Linked DNA regions of Homo sapiens: region 1 is linked to region 2. The links are chromatin loops, found by intact Hi-C in ENCODE. Cell type or tissue: sigmoid colon. All regions are shown on one strand. Links, peaks and the distances in the headings refer to the core of each region. The heading gives the core; the rest is flanking DNA.

Region 1 (10,458 bases), core at 1,659-9,658, 180 kb before region 2:
GGGAGGCTGAGGTGGGAAGATGGCTTGAGCCTGGGAGGTGGAGGTTGTAGCGAGCTGGGATTGCACCACTGCACCCCAGCCTGGATGACAGATCAAAAGTCTGTCTCAAAAAAAAAAAAGAAAAAAAGAAAAAGAAAAAGAAAAAAATAGTCTTTTCAAAATACAAATTAGGTCTTAAAATTTGCTTGCTTAAAACTCTCTGTTGGCTAACAGAGCCCTCAGAAATAACGCCGCATATCTACAACTATCTGATCTTTGACAAACCTGAGAAAAACAAGCAACGGGGAAAGGATTCCCTATTTAATAAATGGTGCTGGGAAAACTGGCTAGCCATATGTAGAAAGCTGAAACTGGATCCCTTCCTTACACCTTATACAAAAATTAATTCAAGATGGATTAAAGACTTAAACGTTAGACCTAAAACCATAAAAACCCTAGAAGAAAACCTAGGCATTACCATTCAGGACATAGGCATGGGCAAGGATTTCATGTCTAAAACACCAAAAGCAATGGCAACAAAAGCCAAAATTGACAAATGGGATCTCATTAAACTAAAGAGCTTCTGCACAGCAAAAGAAACTACCATCAGAGTGAACAGGCAACCTACAAAATGGGAGAAAATTTTCACAACCTACTCATCTGACAAAGGGCTAATATCCAGAATCTACAATGAACTCAAACAAATTTACAAGAAAAAAACAACCCCATCAAAAAGTGGGTGAAGGACATGAACAGACACTTCTCAAAAGAAGACATTTATGCAGCCAAAAAAACACATGAAAAAATGCTCATCATCACTGGCCATCAGAGAAATGCAAATCAAAACCACAATGAGATACCATCTCACACCAGTTAGAATGGCAATCATTAAAAAGTCAGGAAACAACCGGTGCTGGAGAGGATGTGGAGAAATAGGAACACTTTTACACTGTTGGTGGGACTGTCAACTAGTTCAACCATTGTGGAAGTCAGTGTGGCGATTCCTCAGGGATCTAGAACTAGAAATACCATTTGACCCAGGCATCCCATTACTGAGTATATACCCAAAGGACTATAAATCATGCTGCTATAAAGACTCATGCACACGTATGTTTATTGCGGCACTATTCACAATAGCAAAGACTTGGAACCAACCCAAATGTCCAACAATGATAGACTGGATTAAGAAAATGTGGCACATATACACCATGGAATACTATGCAGCCATAAAAAATGATGAGTTCATGTCCTTTGTAGGGACATGGATGAAATTGGAAATCATCATTCTCAGTAAACTATCGCAAGGACAAAAAACCAAACACCGCATGTTCTCACTCATAGGTGGGAATTGAACAATGAGAACACATGGACACAGGAAAGGGAACATCACACGCTGGGGATTGTTGTGGGGTGGGGGGAGGGGGGAGGGATAGCATTAGGAGATATACCTAATGCTAAAGGACGAGTTAACGGGTGCAGCACACCAGCATGGCACATGTATACATATGTAACTAACCTGCACATTGTGCACATGTACCCTAGAACTTAAAGTATAATAATAATAAAATTTAAAAAAGAAAAAAAATGTTGATATTGCCACAGAATAAAAATGTTAAAGTTTTGTAGGCAAAAACACAATAAGCAAATTGAATAGCAAGTGACAATTCAGATAAAAAACCTATCAGAAAAACAAATAATGGAAATTCAAAAAAGAAACATGCAAAAGCAAACAAATATATACAAATTAAGTTTTGTTAGTATTCAAATAAATATAAGATTAAAAAAAAAAACTCTCTGTTGGCTTTCTTGCTCTTAGAATAAAAACCAAAGTAAGTAACATGACTAAGACTTCAGCCTGGTTCTGCCCTGCCTGTCTCTCCAGGTTTACAGCACACCTCTGACTCTACCCACTTCAACCTACTCGTTCCTCCATCCTTTAAGCATCCCAGACTCTCTCCTATTATTAGGCCTTAACTAGGCCTCCAGGAATGCTCCCAGATATGCCCTCATAGGGTAGCGAGGAGTCACAATGGTTGACAGATTCTTTGATTTGCAAGTTCCTGCCTTGCCAGGAGTGTTTACCAAGTTCTTCCTGTCCTCTCCTTCTTTTGTTCTCACCCTTTCTTCCATGTTAAGGTTCTTCATTGAATATTTTCCTTGTGAAAGGCACTGGTGGTTAGGCATTTTGCCTGGTAGAATGGCACTGGCAACTGGTCTGACTTGAATTCCATAGAGCACATGCTATTAATAGCAACAGTAAGAAGCAACAATACTACTGATAAAGCTAGTATTTATCGAGTATTTACTATATCCCAGGTCCTGTGCTGAGTCCATTGGCTAATATAGTCCTTAAACACTAGTATGTTAAAATTATTATTCCCAGTTTACAGACAAGAAAATCAAGGCTTACGTTTTCTCAAAGACTCACTATTGAGGGGGTTGAGGACATGTTACCCCAAAATATGACACCTTGTCATTTGAGAAAGCAGAAGCAGGAAGGTCTCTCTGACCTTTCCCTTGCCCTCCTTTCCTACAGCAGGTCATGTATCTGAGGAAGATCAGTCTCTCACCTTCTTCCTCCCTTCTCTCCTAACGTTCCTTATGTGACAGATGTTTTCCTCTATACCCAGAAGGAAGGAATGTCACACAGAGACACATAGGAGAATCTGAACAAACTGGCCTCACTAAGTCCCCACAGTTTGTTACCATTAGATCACACCCCCCTTGTTCAATCATGTTTCCCCGTAACAATTCACTTCTTCATCAGACTTAGCATAAAATATACATGGCTCTCCTGCTTCTTTGCATCTTCATTTCTGAAGGCTCTTATGTTACATGAAACTTCTATTACATACATTTGTATGCTTTTCCTTCATTAATCTGTCTTTTTTTATAGGGGTCTGTATTAGTCCATTTTGTGTTCCTATAAAAGAATACCTGTGACTGAATCATTTCTATAGAAAAGAGGTTTATTTGGCTCACAGTTCTGCAAGATATACAGGAAGCGTGGTGCCAGCATCTGCTTCTGGTGAGGCCTCAGTTAGCTTCCAATCGTGGCAGAAGGCCAAGGGTGAGTCAGCATGTCACATGGCAAGATTGGGTGCAAGAGAGAGAGGACGAGGTGCCAGACCGTTTTAAACAACTAGCTCTATGTAAACTAATAGCATAAGAACTCACTTATTACCATGGGGAGGGCACCAAGCCATTCATGAATGATCCGGCCCCATGACCCAAACACCTCCCACCAGGTCCCACCTCCAACATTGGGGATCACATTTCAATATGATATTTGGATGGGACAAACCTCCAAATGATATCAGGGTGTCAGCCACGAACCTTGTGATGGGTGAAAAGTCTTTTCTCCCCAACACTGGCAAGTGAGGGATATGACACAGACCCTTCATTCTGGCCACAGTCTTCACACTCTTAGCTGTTGCACTATATTGCTTCTGAAGCATCACCATATACATCTTGGAAGAAAATTAGAGTAAACGAAATCCATGGGGAAGGGCCAGAGAAAGAGAGGATTTCTTTTTGGAGATTTCAGACCAGGAAGGCCTCAATTTGTGTTGTAGTTTTCTAATACTAGGGAGAGACACAGACATCTTCTGTGGGTTAAGGAACTTCCAAGAGAGTCAGAGAGAAGCTACAGACTCACTTTGGAACAAATGGGGCAACAAGAACATCCCCTCCCCGCTCAAATAAACCAAAGCAAAGGAATATTCTGTAGTGATGGTGTGTCTATAGCCAGGATGGTCCTTAGCGTATTCAGGGTAACACAGTCTTTAGCATGACATGACGATTACACTTGCACCTAATTATGGTGAGAGCTGACCACTGGGTTCCTGGACAATGTCCTGCAAGTGGTGCAGTGGGAACTGCAGGTTTCCCTCCTCTGGACAGTGAGCAACCCAACCTTTTGCCCTACGTCTCCATTCTCCTATGGGTTCACATGCAATGGGAAAGAATCCACGTGATTTATTCCTGAAAGGATGAATGGACAATCGTAAGCGACCTCCTCTTGTCAAAGGGGTCCTTGAAATCGCCAGGCAGTAAGGTCATTGCCTGTGTTAGAGAAAGCAGTAATTCTTGGCAGAAAGGAGGTGAAATGATTAAAAACACAGGTCAAGGGATAAAATGGAGTAAGTAGATGAGTGGAGGTTTGTGGGTAAAACATCAATGCCAATGTTTCCATTTTCCCATCATTGCTGTCAGGAAGCAATTGCTCCTTTGATCATGTAAATGACAGGCTTTTAAGAGGTGACCTCAACCATTAATTTTAAATAAAAGCCTCTCTTTGGTCCCTCCCTGGTGGATCAGGCTGCTTCCATGAAATAGCAATAAGGTGAACCGGTTTTCCCTGGACTACAGGGGTGTCTCTTTCCTCTTGCCAGGATTGGGAGGTTAGGTTTTGCCTCTTTTTTTTTTTTTTAAGGGAAAGAGAAATTGATGAATCTCACTTCTGTAGGCTTCAAAAAGTTGAATACGTAATGATATGGAATCTTAAATATTTATTTTCAGTTCCTTACTTTGATCTTTTCTCCAGATTCTATCAACCTCTCCAGCTCCTCCAGACTCCCCCATATGCAAACTGACAGCTTTGTTTCAATCCTTATCACAGTTCCATTTCTGCCTAGCAGTCCAGTCAAAATCATTTGCAAAGACGGCCTGAGTTCCTGGGGGATCAGTTTCTGGGGTCATTTTCTCTCCTTCAAAGTCAAAATGTGACTATTTCCGATGATCCCCAAGAAGACAAATCCAGGCTGATTTTCATACTTTCCACCCAGGAGTCCCTCTCTTCTGGCTGACAGTGGGGTTCAGGACATGCTACCCCAAATTATGCACCTTGGGAAAATTGCAAAATCTGACCATAAAAATTGGAGAGAATTTCCCTCATGCCATGTCTCCTGAAGCAGGCCTAATAACGTAGCTGACCTTCCCTGAAATAGTCCTGGAATGAGTCTTTATTCCAGAGGTGCCCTATGGGACACAGGGACATAGGATAGAATCTGAACAAATGGGCCTTGCTAAGGTCCCTCCAGTTTATTCCCATTAGATCCCATCCCCTTGGTCCAATCATGTTTCTCCACAAGGATCCACTTCTTCATCAGACTTAGCATAACATTTACACAAGTTGTTTTTCTCTGTGTTTTCATTCCTGAAAGCTCCATATAAAGTGTCACATAAAACTTGAATTAACAGTGGCTCACGCCTGTAATCCCAGCACTTTGGAAGGCCGAGGCGGGTGGATCATGAGGTCAGAAGATCGAGACCATCCTGGTTAACACGGTGAAATCCCGTCTCTACTAAAAATACAAAAAAATAGCCGGGCGTGGTGGCGGTGTCTGTAATCCCAGCTACTTGGGAGGCTGAGGCAGGAGAATGGCGTGAACCCAGGAGGCGGAGCTTGCAGTGAGTCGAGATTGCGCCACTTCACTCCAGCCTGGGCGACAGAGCGAGACTCTGTCTCAAAAAAAAAAAAAAAAAAAAAAAAAAAAAAAAACTTGAATTAAATAAATGTGTCTGCTTTCCCTTGTTAATCTGTCTTTTGTTATAGGAGTCTCAGCCATGATCCTTGCAATGGGTGAGGAAATCATTCTTCTTTCCCCTACCCTGATAGTCTCCATGGCTACATTTCCTTCCTTCCTTCCTTCCTTCCTTCCTTCCTTCCTTTCTCTCTCTCTCTCTCTCTCTCTCTTTTGAGACAGAGTTTTGCTCTTGTCGCCAGGCTGGAGTGCGGTGGTGCAATCTTGGCTCACTGCAACCTCTGCCTACCGGGTTCAAACGATTCTCCTGCTCCAGCCTCCCGAGTACCTGGGATTGCAGGTGCATGCCACCATGCCTGGCTAATTCTTGTATTTTTAGTACAGACGGGGTTTCACCATGTTAGCTAGGCTGGTCTCGAACTCCTGACCTCAGGTGATCCATCCGCCTCGGCCTCCTGAAGTGCTGGGATTACAGGCGTGAGCCACTGCACCTGGCTCATCTCTTTATGGCATGCCCAGTTCTGGGGTTATGCTCCAGAGTGTGGAACTAGTTGAACTAGTAGAGTTCAGCTTGATTATGTCCCTGCAGTAAGAGGTGAGGCACATCCCACATCAGGCACCGGGAGAGACCTTCAGTACCAGCAGCTACATGGAGCAAACCATGCCCAGCAGCAAGTGTGTTGCAGTCCCACAGAGAGCAGTGCTTCCCAGAAGTGGCTCTGAAATCTTCAAGTGGCCTAAAAAACCCAATTCTTTTTTAAGGATGTAAGTTATAGATGATCTGATAAGGCCTACTTAGAAAGCCAGTATTCTGGAAAGAGGCTCACACCTGTAATTTTCAGAAAATCTAATAAATGATGATGCATAGCTCTTAAATATTTATATAAGAAGGCAGGAGAGAACCTGCCAGCTTCCTCAGCTAGAGGCAACATCTTTTATGCCAAATATGAATCATCATATAGTATTCTTTCTCAAAGGGACATGGTACTAGTCATAAATCAGTGTACTCGAGTGATCCAGACACTTTTATCAGTTTATAATCTCTTTTTCCTGCGGTTGTTGCGAAACTGTTTTCATTTTACTTGCAAAAGGTTCTGCCTGACGCAGCACAGCTGTGCACCCCTCTCCCGCTTTCAGCCACCCTTGCATTTTCAAGTCAAAAAGGATTAGGCTCATCAGACCAATACCATAGAAGGAAATTATAATGAATCTAGTACAGTGCATTAAAGACCAACACAGCATGATGGTTAGGAGCCAGACTCAGTGGTCCAACTGACCTACATTTCAGGTCTAGCTCCATCAATTACTAAATGTGCCAGTTGACCGTGAGTCTCTAAGTAAATCACTCTCTGCATCAGCTTCCTCCACTGGAAAATGGAGATAATAATAAGAAAGTGCATGGAAATAGTGAGTATTCTCTAAACGTTAGCATTTATTATCACATCTAGAAACCCATCCATTTATGAAACCAGCTCTACAGACTCAATGCTCTTAGAAAGAATGTTCATGTCAAACAAGAAGACAAATACCAGGCCACTCTTGGCTTAAACTCAGCAGCATAAAAACAAAACTGAACTACATTCATACTGCTTTTGACCTAGTTAAGCTTTGAGGATCTTGAAAGAGAGAGAGAGGAATAGAAAGGGAACTGGTTTCTCTTTGAAGGGTTTGCTTAGTCGATTTAGATCAAGTTAGAGTTGACACCTGAGCAGGTTTCTACAGGCAGGTAGGTCAGGGTTTCTCAGTCTTGGCACCATTGGCATTTGGGGCCAAATAATTCCTTGTTGTCAGGGGCTGTCCTGTGTGTTGGTGGACATTTAGTAGCATCCCAAGTTGTGACAACTAAAAATGTCTCCAGATAGATAATTATAAAATGTCTCTGGGGGATAAAATTGCCCCCAGTTGAAAACCACTGGAGGATATTAGGTTGATAGATTCATAGATAGATATGGATATAGATATGAATATGGATGAAGGTGTAGGGACAGACACAGGTGTAAATGCTTGGCAGATGGTTATCAGTGGGTACAGTGCTCACCTTCTTGAATGCTCTACCATGCATCCATAGTTATCTTCTAAGACACAAGCCTGATCGCATTGCTTGGCTGCTTCAAAGCCTTTACTTAGCTCCCTCTGCCTACCAAATTGTTTAAAGTATTTAATATTAAATGTGATGTTGTCCACAACTCGACCCCTTCTCATTTCAGATCCAATTCCCCATTTTCCCCACTATGTTGTTCTTCACCCAAACCTTCCAATACACAGACACATGCACACACTACACACATACAGACACACACACACAGACACACACATCATGCACACATACCCACATGTACAGACACACTGGTTTTCTGACAGTTTTACAAACACATCATGTGCTTTTGCACCTTCATTTTTGTTCTGTGTCTGTCTTGTCCATCCCTACTCCTCCACGTCTCAGCCTAGAGAACCTCTGTCCCAGTTTTAAGGCAAGCCCAAATGTGATCTCCTCTGGAAAACCTTCCTGGATGCCACCTCATGGGCGGATTTAATCCCTGTCACCTGCAGTCACCTGATCCTCTACCTATGGCCCTCCCAGCCCTCTTCATCATAGCTCACAGAGTCTCTATTTGTCTCCTCTGTAATTAAAGACTGCATTCTTTTCATGGCTATAGTAACATGGTCCCTGCTGGCTCATAGCGGGCACTTGATGGGGGTTTGCTGAATTGAGCATGTACGTTTCTCCAGCTTTAAAGTTTAAAGCGCCACTCCTTCCCAGAGATTCCACAAATACTGACCGAGCTCCTCCAGTGGACACAGTACCACATGGGTGCAGGCAAGACTATGTAGCCCACGGGGAATAAGACAAATACGAAAGGAGAACGTGTAATGTGATAGATGTAGAACCGGTGCTCCAGGTGGCTGAAAATACGGTGCTGTGGAGTTGAGGGTGTGAAGAGAACATCTGCTTCATGGAGAAGGTGGAGTGTGAATAGCAGGTAGATCTATAGAGTTGGGAATGATAGAAAAGAGACTTCCAAGCCTCAGATGGGGAAATTTCTAGAGGTAATTAGGGCACAATAAATAGACCATTTTGGCTGAAAGTGAAGGTTGGTATACAGGAAAAGTAGGAGAAGAACCAGAATACTAGGGACAGGGTGTCTAGTTGAAGGATCTTTTCTCCAAAGTGCTACTGGTTGCAAGAAAGAGAAACTCTCTTGAGCTATGTAAGCAAGTGTGGAGATGGGAAAGGGAGGCAGAGCATAGAAGGAGTACTGAGTGTATTCAGACACTGAGGGAAAAAGGACATGCGAAGATATGGAATACTGAAAATCTCTTGGGGCTAAGCAGCTAACCTCTTAGTCAATCTAGATGTGTCTATCAGTCAGTTTGTCCACCATCTCTCTGTCTAAGACCATATAGTCTCCATCCCTCTGTATATTTTGCTCCATCATCCTCTCTACACTCCAGCCACAGAGTAAATAGCTGTGAGATTATACTGCCTGGGCTTTTATTCTAGTATCTTAGCTGCATGACCTTGGACAAGTTTTAAAACTTTTTAAACTCTTAGTTCCTCATCTGTTGGGTGGTCACAGTAATTTTCTTTCTTTAGATGATAGATAGATAGATGGATAGACAGACATATATCTGGATGGCGGTTATAAAAATTAAATAACACATGTCAAACACTTCACATAGCACCTGCCGTGATGAATGCTCAATAAACAGTGGCCATCACTGTTATTACTACTCAGGATTTCTCTGCTTCCATGCAACTTAAGTGTGCATATGGCTTCAACTTGCCAAGGTACCAGTCCTGATAAAGGATCTTTCAGCTCAATCTCCTGACCTGTTTCTGTGTCCTTTGCTCAATTTCTTGAGGGGAAAGAGACAGAGAGAAGAGAGAGGAGAGAGATGAGAGAGAGAGAGAGAGACAGAGAGAGAGAGAGAGAGACAGAGAGAGAGAGAGACAGAGAGAGAGAGAGAGAGAGAGAATCTGGTCACAGGCTACATGGGTGGGTTAAGTGTCCCCTAATGGGCTGTAGCCAGGAACGATGACTCTCGTGGCATGCAGAGCTTCAAGAAGTTGAGGCAGGTGATGGATTTAGATGAGATTGGATATGTAGGGCAGGCCCTGAATGCAAGACGAAGAGAACAGAGGCAAGTTGAGAGGAGTCTGGAGGGCCAGTGAGAGTTGAAAGAGGTACACTTAGCAGGGAAGGGCCCCCAGCTCTGCATGAATGGAAAAATGATAGCTCACCACTTTACCAACTGCAGACATCAACAGTAGACCCATCAGGATATCCCAGAATGGAACTTGGGCCAGCTCGGAAGACAAAACCCAGCACACACCCAAAGACCACACGAGGGCAAGTGCTTTCTTCCCCACTCCACCTTCTTCCAAGTCCTAGACAATATCTCAGGGCCAAATAGGAGGGACAGAATGGAAAGAATGAGAAAGTAGCCCCAAATGGCTGAGTTACACCTGTAGACCTTGTTTAACTCCTTGAATCAAGCCAAATGAGAAAAATTATGTTGTATATTCATTTTCTCTTCTTTCTAGTAGGCAGAAACTCATAGAGCAGCTTCAAAAGAGGAAGAAACTACATTTTCTTGGTACATCCAAAGGTTGCGACTTTGTAACCTTGTTCCTTTACAGGAGGTGTATCTACCAAATTTTAAGAGCTGTCTTCGAAGATTCCCATCTTAAGGACAGAGACCATGTCACAAATCTATCCATCAAAGTTGAAAAAACACCAGTTTTGCTAAGTCCAAGATCACTGGGACCAAACCTGGATGCCTGCTTACTAGATCTGTGAAACTGGGCAGCTCCTTTAATTTCTCTTACCTTCCACTTCTCTTTCTGTAAAGTGGGCCTAGTAATCTCGGTCCTACCCTCCATTGAAGGCATTTCAGAAAATCACATGAGATAATGTAAAGTAAATCTGCTTTCAAAGTCATATAGAATAAAAGCTTGAATTATTATGAGAGTGCCTGGCAGACGGTGGGT
Region 2 (10,458 bases), core at 873-8,872:
TCTCCTTGTCTTCTTCCCTCTTCGGTGACTGTGCTGTGGCAGCCAGTTGGTTTTTGTATGAGAACCTAGAAACTGGGAATGTCTCCAGCTCTGCTTTCTCCCCCTGTGGCTAGAACCAGAAACTGAAGCTTCTGTGAGCTCAGCCATTTGTAATTTGACCTCTATGTGTCTAAATTAAGCTCACCGGGCAAAAGTGACTGTATGGTAGAACTTGGGTTTGATTATCCCTGCTACCCCTAATAACCCTATTTAATCCACATAAACACATTTTGTGGTGGGAAGAGGGAATACAGAACAGTATGATTTGCACGCAGCAGCGCTGAAACATTAATACTTACCCTGGAATGTACTCCCAGCTCCAGCCGACAGCCAGCTATTCTGACACTCATGACTATTGGGTAAACTGAAACACTATCTGACACGTCAGTCTAGCAGGCATGTGCTGAACACCTACTGTGTGCTAGGCACGGTGGGTGCTAGGATCCAAGACGACGCTCTCAGCCTGCACATCCAACCACAGCGGCAGACGTGGGAGGAGCTTAGTCCTGCAGCCGCGTGAGTTCCTTTACTTGGTTGAGTGGCAGGAATCTAGCCAAGAGGATGCCCATATCAATTTCTAAAGAGTTCATTCCACCCACAGTTCAAAAAAAAAAATGATGTATTTATTTTTCCATGGGAGTTAAGGAAGAAAACGCCCCAAACAAATGGAACTGGATAACTTGTAAAGAAAGATGATGGCTAACCTCGTGAAATGTTGGGCGACGTTTCATTCTGTTCTGTAATGCAGAGTTCAGCAGTTTCCATTCTTTGCTTTCCTTTCTCTTTTTGCCTTTACTTTGTGTGCTTGCCTCTAGTCTATTTCACAGGGTCCACAGAATTAGGGACCTGGACACTGCCTCTCAGGGAAATCATTACCAAGTCCCCGGTGCTTAAAGTTCCTATCACACAGTAGCAGCTCCTACATGTGTCTTCCTTCTCATTTTCTCTAGTATATAGCCACTGCTCTTCAGAGCTGCTACCAGTTGGAGCTGCCATTTAAGAAAGTATATACATAACAGGTACCAAATCTCTGAAATCCTGAAACTCTGGCTATGTACATCTATCACATTTCCGCTGTTTACAACTCCATGTCAAACGTATGTTTGTTAAAGCTACCTTTATTTCCAAGAATGTGGCAGCCGCGGGCATTGACTTCGGAGGCATAGCAAAGTTTCTCGACATCTGACTGTGCCACATAGCTCATGTAGTCCATCTGTCCTTTCAGAAGTGTCCCCAACCTGTAGTCATCTGGGTAAACCACCAACTTTATTGTTATGGGCTGAATTACATCCCCTAAAATTCACATGTTATACTCCTGACCCCCATTCACTCTGAATTTACAAATGTAATTAAATTCCAATGAGGTCATTAGGCTGGGCCTTCATCCGATCTGACTTGTGTCTATATAAGAAGAGGAGATTGGGACACAGACACACACCAAGGAAAGACAACGTGAAGACACAAAGAGAAGGCACCATTTGCAAGCCAAGGAGAGAGGCCTCAGAAGGAACCAACCCTGCCAACGTCTTGATCTTGGTCTGCCAAGCCTCCAGAATGATGAGAAAATACATTCTTGTTGTTTAAACCTCCCAGTCTATGCTACTTTGTTATGGTAGCCCTAGCACACTAGTATATTCATGCTTACAACAGTATCAGATTGCAGAGAAAGAAACATCAAAACATGAAATCAAGTGTTAGACTAAATTTCACTGTGCTTCAGGACAAATAGCACCCGTGGACAAATACATGTGCTTAAATGTTTATCTGGATTAGTGTCCAGATGAAGCCAATGGGCTTTAGTTTCTATCTTGGCTACAAAGCAGTGCGGGCAAAGGGCCATGCCAGGCCATTTGGTCTGTTTCTCTTCTGTTGACATCAAGGACACCCACTTGGAAGATGCTGGTTTGCCACCTCTAAGCATATCCATGTGAACATGAGATTCATTCTGAATACAAAAGGAAATTGGGAATGCCAAAGGAAGGACTTGGGCCGAGACCAGGAGGGAAAACTGGCATTCGTCCAGTTAGAAGACCTACGCAATGATAGAAAATGCAATCTCCAGCAAGTCCCTCATTCCATTATGTCTCTGTGTAATGGGAGACATAACACCTCCTTTCCTATATTAACAGTCAGAGGAGAGGTCATAAAACAACACAGTGTATGTATTAGGCCAAAAGCTGGAACGGAGGCTGATGAATGTACCAGGAAAGGACCATTAGCAAAATGATGGATTAAAGTTCTGTTTACATTTCTATTGGGATGGATCCTCGCTTGTTAGTTTAAGTAATCCTGTGCTTTGATTATAGCCATCAGCACATAAAAACAGGCTCTGTTAACCTCGAAGGTGTAAAATTCTAATGTGCTCATAGAAACTCAAGAACACTATCATTCACTGAAGTACTGGGGACTCCGAAAGAATGAAGGAGCCCTTAGTTTAAAAAAATAATTAAAGTTGTCAAGAAAGGCAAAAATAGGCCCATGGTCTATGAATAGCTCATTTTGCATTCTTTAGGTACATGGATCTGCTTCTTCCATTAGGTCTGTAAGACCGAGGATTATCTATTTCAATTTGGTCATTCTACAGATGAAATTGAGTATTCTAATGCTGACAAGTATAAATACATTTATCTTCTACTACCCACAGGTAAAGCTGGATATTTCCTAGCTTGTGACACAATATTTTTTATTTCCTACTCTGTAGCTATACACACCCCACTTCCAGCTCCCTTTCTTGTAGAATTTACCTCCTCCCAGAAGAGCTGAAAACACTAGATACTTTCCAAGGCTCCTTCCATTCTTCTGTTGCAGCTAGAGCATGGGCATGTGATGCAACCCAATCCTAGCCAATGAACAAGAGAGGAAGTCTGCTGAGAGTTTGGGGGTGTATTAGCCCATTCTTGCACTGCAATAAAAAATACTTGAAACTGGGTAATTTATAGAGGAAAGAGGTTTAATTGGCTCACAGTTCCACAGGCTGTACAGGAAGCATTGCTGAGAAGGCCTCAGGAAATTTACAATCATGGCAGAAGGTGAAGGGGAAGCATGCACGTCTTACGTGGCTGCAACAGGAGTAAGAAAGATGGGGGAGGTCCTCCACACTTTTAAACAACCACATATCATGAGAACTCTATCAGGAGAACAGCACCAAAGGGGGAAATCCACTCCCATGATCCAATTGTCTCCCACCCGGCCCCTCCTGCATTGGGGATTACAATTAACATAAGATTTGGGTGGGGACACAGATTCGAACCATATCAGCAGGACTTCTAAGAAAGGTTGAATTCCTTAATAAAAAGAGTAATAGATGAAATGCTCCATTTCTTCTTGGGTCGATAAAAGTCACATCTATATGTGAGGTCAGGAGTAGTCAATTGCAAGTATGAGGGCATGAGCCTAAGGTCCAAGCCATGACACCAAGAAAGTCTGAGTCACGACACCAAGAAAGTCTGAGCCATGAAACCAAGAAAGTCTGAGCCATAACACCAGAGATCATATCCCAGAAAGATGGGACGAGCTTCAGTCCTTGAACACATCCACAAGCCACTGAACGAACCTGAGAACTGTCTGCCTGGACTTCAAGTCATGTAGGAAAATAAATGTCCTCATTGTTTAAGCCACTTTTGGAAGGTTTTCTTTACTTCCATTTGAAAACATTCTAATATACATGTGGCTTTTACAGGAATCGGGACTGTTGCAATCCTAGTAAGTTGTGTAGTAGTTTCTCTAACTAGAGTCAAACATGACAGAGTCACCAGAGCATGAAAGTTTAGAGCTGAATGAACCTTAGAGCTCATTTTATACATGAGGAAACTAACGACATAAGGTTAAATGATTGATTCATTCTAGTTCTTGCATCTTTTCTCTCCCACCCAGGTCCTGGGAAGTTTATTGGCTAAAGTTCACACTTCAAGCTGCCCAGTGCTTCCCAAGGCAGACCACAACTTCTGAACCAAAAGAGACCAGGAAAATCGCCTGGACTTGCTAAATATCATTGAATGGAATTCCATAGGTGGTCATTCAATGATGTTCTCTCCTGAACACACATTTTCTAGAAAAATCTTAATCTATAATTCAGGACATTCCTCAAGCTCCTGGGGAATTGCGGAAATAGAAAAAAAAAGTAGCCACTGTCCTTTTTCATACTGTCCAAGAGTGAACATATGAAACGTTATTCAGTCTAATTCTCTGCTGCGTGAGCTGAAAGGAATCATGGGCTAGGAAATCCAGGAATAGTGATAGTCATCACAATATTGATGTGAATTTTACAAATTAGAAACTACAAACACACACACACAAACACACACACACATATACATTTTTTAATCTTCTACTCAGCATTACCTTGTAATACAGGCAAGAAATATTACTTTTGCTAACGTAGAGAGAGAAAAAAAATAACTGAGGCTCAAATTGTTAAAGACCAACGTGATCTGGTAAGCCCAGTTTTTCACTTTGATTAGTGGCTTCCTGTTTACTTTCTAACAAAAGTATAGCTATTTTATTTTAGAAGAGCCTAATAACATTCCTTGACTGGAACTAAAAAAAAAAAGAAAAAATGCTAGCAACGATTTCAGCCTCCTCCCTAAAAACAAATCAAGGGAAACTCAATGTTCCTTTTTTGTGCCTGGAAGGAGATGCTGTTTAGTTAAGCTCAGCTCTCAACCACGGACAAGGGTGAGCAATGGGCTGGCCATGATTCAATATAATCTGTCTTCCTCTAACCTAAGTGCTCTTATAAACAATACAAATTAATGTTCTACTTCATAAGATAGATGCCCGTAAAGTGCTTGTTATTATGGAAATGTTTCATGCGTGACCATCAGCAATGTCAAGACATGAGAGATTATGTTCCCAAGAAGGCGTTATTAGTTTGAGTTTAATTTGGTTTATTGGGCAGTACACTTAAAGCACAGGAGAAATGATTATTGCCAGTAACAATAACAATGATGATAGCTGGCATGTTTCTGCCCCTTAGGCAACAATTCTGGTATGAAACCTGGTTCTTCTTGATTTCTTCATTGCCCAAGCACTTAGGGCTCAAATAGGCCAGGAACAATTTTATCGAATGCCTACTACAATCAAGGTACTTTCCTAGGCACTGTTGGCATTTATTGAGTGCCTTCTGTGTCCAAGAATCTTTATTATCATTATTTCTAAATTCCCAACAATCTGTCCTGGCGCCTATGATTATCTGCCTTTTGCAAATGGTAAAAGAAACTAAAAGAATTTAGGAGCCTGTCCTCCTAGAACATATACTCTTCAGCTCACATGTCTCAAAAGGCATAAGACTATCAACTAATACAATTGGAAAACTTGCTTTAACATCATGACATTACCAATTGAACAGCCCCACTTCGAAAATAAATTAAATTGACATATTAATCTGTTGCTTTCTGTAACAGGGTTTTATTTTAACATGCCTTAAAAACTGCTTCTGTGTAATGTAATCCCAGCACTTTAGGTGGTCAAAGCAAGAGGATCACTTGAGCCCAGGAGTTTAAGGCCAGCTTGGGAAACATGGTGAGACCCCGTCTCTTCAAATCTTACGTTTTGTTTTTTTTTTTTGAGACAGATTTTTGCTTTTGTTGTCCATACTGGAGTGCAATGACATGACCCCAGCTCACTGGAACCTCCACTTCCAGGTTCAAGTGATTCTGCTGCCTCAGCCTCTCGAGTAGCTGGAATTACAGGCGTGCGACACCATGCTGAGCCAAATTTTTTTTTTTTTTTTTTTTTTTTGGTAATTTTGTAGAGACAGGGTTTCACCATGTTCGCCAGGCTGGTCTCCTACTCCTGACCTCAAGTGATCCACCCACCTTGGCCTCCCAAAGTGCTGGGATTGTAGGTGTGAGCCACCGCGCCCAGCTGCCACACACTTTTAAACAACCAGATCTTGCAGAAGCTAACTGAGCAAGAACTCACTCATTACTGCAAGAACATCACCAAGCCATTCATGAGGGATCCGCCTCCAGGACCTAAACGCCTCCCCCCAGGCCCCACCTCCAACACTGGGAATTACATTTTAACATGATATTTGGAAGGGACAAACATCTAAACCATATCAGCCCCCTATGACCTTTGAGTTTTAAATAATCTTGGCTATTCTAACACTTTCAGAGGAATGAGACGCACAGCTCTTACGATTCTCTCTTTGAAGCCACATATTTCCCTGAAATGCTTCATGGACATTCGTCTGACCCTGCTTAATAGCATGTATCATGTTAAATCATTCTATTTTTATTTGTGTGACTACTTAATGTATGCATTTCATCTACATGGTCAGCTCCCTGTGGGCAAGAATCCCAGTGTTTTGCATCCCAGTGAGTTCCCAGAGTTGACGAGGGCCTCACCATTTAGGAGTGTGTGGATGAATGAATGGCAGAACCAACAGCTTATTGCATGTTACAGTTTGTGAAAATTCTTTCAACATCTTGTTTTCAAAGGTCCCTTATAATGAATATAGAAGGTATGTAGAGTAAGGGTCATTTTACAGGGCAAGAAACTGTGGCACAGGGCAATTGGTAAAAAAAAAAAAAAAAAAAAAAATCCTAAAGCTGGTAAAGGGTGGATTTAAGACTCAAATCCAGACCTTCTCTCTCTCTGTCTCTCCCTACCTTGTCTTTTTAGTATTTTCCCTACTTTAGACCTTATACACACAGGCACTTTTCCTGTACCCAAACTACCTAACCAAAGAAGCAAGGTTTCAGCTGGTCATTTCTTGAATGATCACAGAACAGGCCCAAATGGTATGCAGGGCTTTGATTCAAGTGGTCCCGAACTCAGCTGGGAGAAGTGTTCTCATCACGGATGACACAGAGTATAGAGCTGAGAGCGCAGGCCTGAACACGTCCTGTTCAACCCTCAAGATCTGTGTAGCATGAACGCATCAGGGGAAACAACACACACTGGGGCCTGTGGGGAGTGGGGGGAGGGAGAGCATCAGGAAGAAGAGCTGATGGATGCGGCGCTTAATAACTGGGTGATGGGTTGATCTGTGCAGCTAACCACCATGGCACACATTTACCTATATAACAAACCTGCACATCCTGTACATGTACCCAGGAACTTAAAATAAAATTTAAAGAAACAAATATAAAATAAAATAAAATGGTCTGTGTAGCATAGGCTTGGTGAGCCTTGCATTTGCAGGGTAGCTGAAATGGGTCAGGGTCCTCAAGTTTACTCTTGGGGAAACTGAGCAGGGGCACACTGCGAAAACATACCAGCTTTTTTTTTGTTTATGTCCCAGGTGTATGACTCAAACTGTTAGATGCTACCTAACAGAATCTAATAGCGTCTATTAATTGCACCAAGCTGCCCTACCTTGCTAAGATGGAGCTGGAACATGGGATCTTTCTGAAGTATCTATACAGTATCACATGCCAGTCAGATGCCTTATTCACACTGGCCTTTAATTTTCTCATCTTGATTTTTCACGTCTCAGTGTCTGCCCTGTAATCTATGCCATCTACTCGTGGTATCTACCTCTGAGCTTTGTGGCTGCTTGCCCCTCAGTACTGCACCAATCTCCATGTAATGATTTCAAAGATGCAATGTAAAAATGCAAAATAAGCTTATTTCTCCTCCCTTGAGAATGTGAACTCAGCCCTCTGTTCCTTTGCTTTTGCTATCTGTTATTTCCCCGAGAATGGCCACATTCTCTTGCTCTCCTTTTCTCCCATCTCCGTAACTGCCCCAGCCTCACTGAGAGCCTCCTTCCCTAAGACCCTATGGGCATCGCTGAGCTGGTAGAAGTGCAGTGTGGTGCCCTTGGAGCACACCAGCCTTGGAGTCCTAGGATCTGAGTTTGGATTCTGTCTCAGTCACTGTTAAACTGTGTGACCACTGGCAGGCTGTGGGCCCCTGCTTTCTTTTGGATGTTTGTCACCAAACCTCATGTTGAAATTTCATCCTCAAGGTTGGAGGCGGGGCCTAATGGGAGGTGATTGGGTCATAGAGGTGGATCCCTCATGAATAGATGAATGCCCTCCCTTAGGGGTGATTGAGTTCTTGCTCTATTCATTCCTGCATGAACTGGTTGTTAAAAGAGCCTGGCCATTCCCCACCACTCTTGCTTCCTCTCTCACCACATGATTTTTGCACACACAGGCTCCCCTTCGCCTTCCACGATGAGTGGGAGATTCCTGAGACCCTCATCAGAAGCAAATGTTGACACCATGCTTCTTGTCTGCAGAAACACGAACCAATCTTCTTTGCTTTATAAATTATCCGGCCTCAGGTATTCCTTTATAACAACACAAATGGACTAAGACAAGCCCTTTAGGCCTCAGTTTCCACATCTCATGCATAATAACAAGGCTTATTTATGTTTTGGGAGTAGTAGAAATAATGTATGCAAAAGGACCACTGAACAAGTAGTGACAGTCATTACTAATTAGTAACTGTGTTAAATGATACATTAGTTATTTCCATCCTCTTGCAACCTCCCTGAGAGAATGCAGGTTCTAGTGGATGGGGTCCCTGTCTTGTGCTTCAAGCAAGATGTGCTTCAGCAAACAACTCCCTGGCTGCAATTTCCAAGATCTGGACTGTTTTCCCAAAATTATTCTTCCTGTCTTTTTTTAGGTATCTATTTTTTTTCTTACTTGAAATGCTATTTGGCATTCTACAAAGCATTCAAATGAGGAATTCTGAGTGCATCTCCAAGATCCACCTGCACTTCCTCATTCAGCCCCTTTATAACTAATGTTTGTGCCAGAGGCCATCTCGAGTCTGTGGCCATAGGTGTGTGGCATTTAGTGACCTTCGAGAAGCTCAAAACAATGATCTAAGGACAGACAAGACGTTAAAAGACAACCCACGGAATGGGAGAAAATATTTGCAAATCATATATCTGATAAGCGTCCAGTCTCCAGAATGTATAAAGAACAACTCAGCGATAAAGACAAGCAATCCAATTGTAAACTGGGCAAAGGATTTAAATAAACATTTCCCCAAAGAAGATGTACAGATTCCAATGAGCACGTGAAAAGATTCTCAGCATCATTAGTCACTAGGGAAATGGAAATCAAAATCACAGTAAGTTTCCATTTCACATCACTAGGATGGCTATAATTTCAAAAGAAAAAAGCAAAATTAACAAGTGATGGCAAGAAAGTTATCAGAATCCCCCTACATCGCTGGTATGAATATAAAATAGTGCAATCATTGTGAGAAAAATCTTGGCAGTTTCTCAAAATGCTAAACATAGATTTACCATATGACCCAGCAATTCTACTCCTAGGTATACACCCAAGAGAACTGAAAACACATCTTCACACAAGAACTTGTACAGGGATGTCCACAGCAGCATTATTCATCATAGGCAAAAAGTAGAAACAACCAGATGTCCACTGACTGCTGAATGAATAAATAAAATGTAGTGTATACATACAATGGAATAAAAAGAAACAAAGTACTCCTCCATGCTGAAACACAGATGAATCTTGAAAAAATTATTCTAAGTGAAAGCAGCCAGACATAAAAGACCATGTATTATATGATTACATTTATATAAAGTGGCAAGAATAGGCAAATCCATAGAAGTACATTAGTGGTGGCCAGAGACTAGGAGGAGGAAGTTTGGGAGTGACTGCCAATGGTGTGGAGTTTCTTTGGGGAAGGCTAGAAATCTTCAAGAATGAGAGTGTGAGGGTTGCGCAGCATTGTGAGTACACTAAAACCACCTTGATGCACACTTACAAATGTGAAAAGTATAAAACCATACACTGCGGATTTTATGTTATATAAATTTTATATCAATAAAAGTAACGTGGCAGGGCACCGTGGCTCATGCCTGTAATCCCAGCACTTTGGGAGACCAAGACAGGTGGATCACTTGGGGTCAGGAGTTCGAGACCAGCCTGCCCAACATGGTGAAACCGTGTCTCTACTAAAAATACAAAAATTAGCTGGGCGTGGTGGTGCACACCTGTAGTCCCAGCTACTGGGGTGGCTGAGGCAGGAGAATCGCTTGAACTCGAGAGGCAGAAGATCGCACCATTGCACTCCAGCCTGGGTGACAGAGCAAGACTCCATCTCAACAAAAAGAAAAAAAGGTAATTACAAAATACAAACAAAGAAGGCTTAGCCCCATTATCACCAAGTACCCTCTAAACTAACCATCTTAACTAACTTAACCAGAACAGAACCGAGCTCTATGGAGACAGCTGTTCAGAAAAGGCAGAATTTTAGCCTCTTTCCTTTGTGAAGTAAGTATGAGTTCACAGGAGGCTCTTCCCACGTATTGACTACCTTTCTCCAGTGCTGTACCACGTACGGATGGACAATAAAAATGCCACTAACCTCTCCTCTATATTTTTTCCAGGGATAATTCTGATACAAAAAAAAAAAAAGCATTGTTGGTAGCATGCATTGGGTGTTCAATAAATGTCACCAGTCAGGAATAAATGTCACCAG

The links. Hi-C counts contacts between places; a loop is a spot of excess contacts. Peaks named below come from ENCODE experiments on the same cell type or tissue, not always from the same donor. Only the 100,000 strongest peaks of a DNase experiment are listed, where the experiment ranks them.
Region 1: a loop joins it to region 2, with 4 times the contacts of the local background. A loop is called at or near these places in 3 of 110 quality-filtered maps.

What each region holds. Positions count from the first base shown.
Region 1 is chr10:6,906,105-6,916,562 of GRCh38, forward strand. The region is part of intron 3 of LOC105376387 (a long non-coding RNA gene); the gene reads right to left. Among named protein-coding and RNA genes, the nearest start is that of LINC00707, 130 kb to the left of the region's middle. RefSeq lists enhancers at 3,947-4,448, 6,658-6,727. In sigmoid colon, for the core only: no CTCF peak of the experiment used is centred there; no DNase peak of the experiment used is centred there.
Region 2 is chr10:7,085,958-7,096,415 of GRCh38, forward strand. The region is part of intron 1 of LOC105376387 (a long non-coding RNA gene); the gene reads right to left. It overlaps LINC02665 (long intergenic non-protein coding RNA 2665), which reads left to right and starts at 10,335. Exons shown (of 3, transcript NR_184104.1): 1 at 10,335-10,458. In sigmoid colon, for the core only: no CTCF peak of the experiment used is centred there; a DNase peak (open chromatin) is centred at 4,734.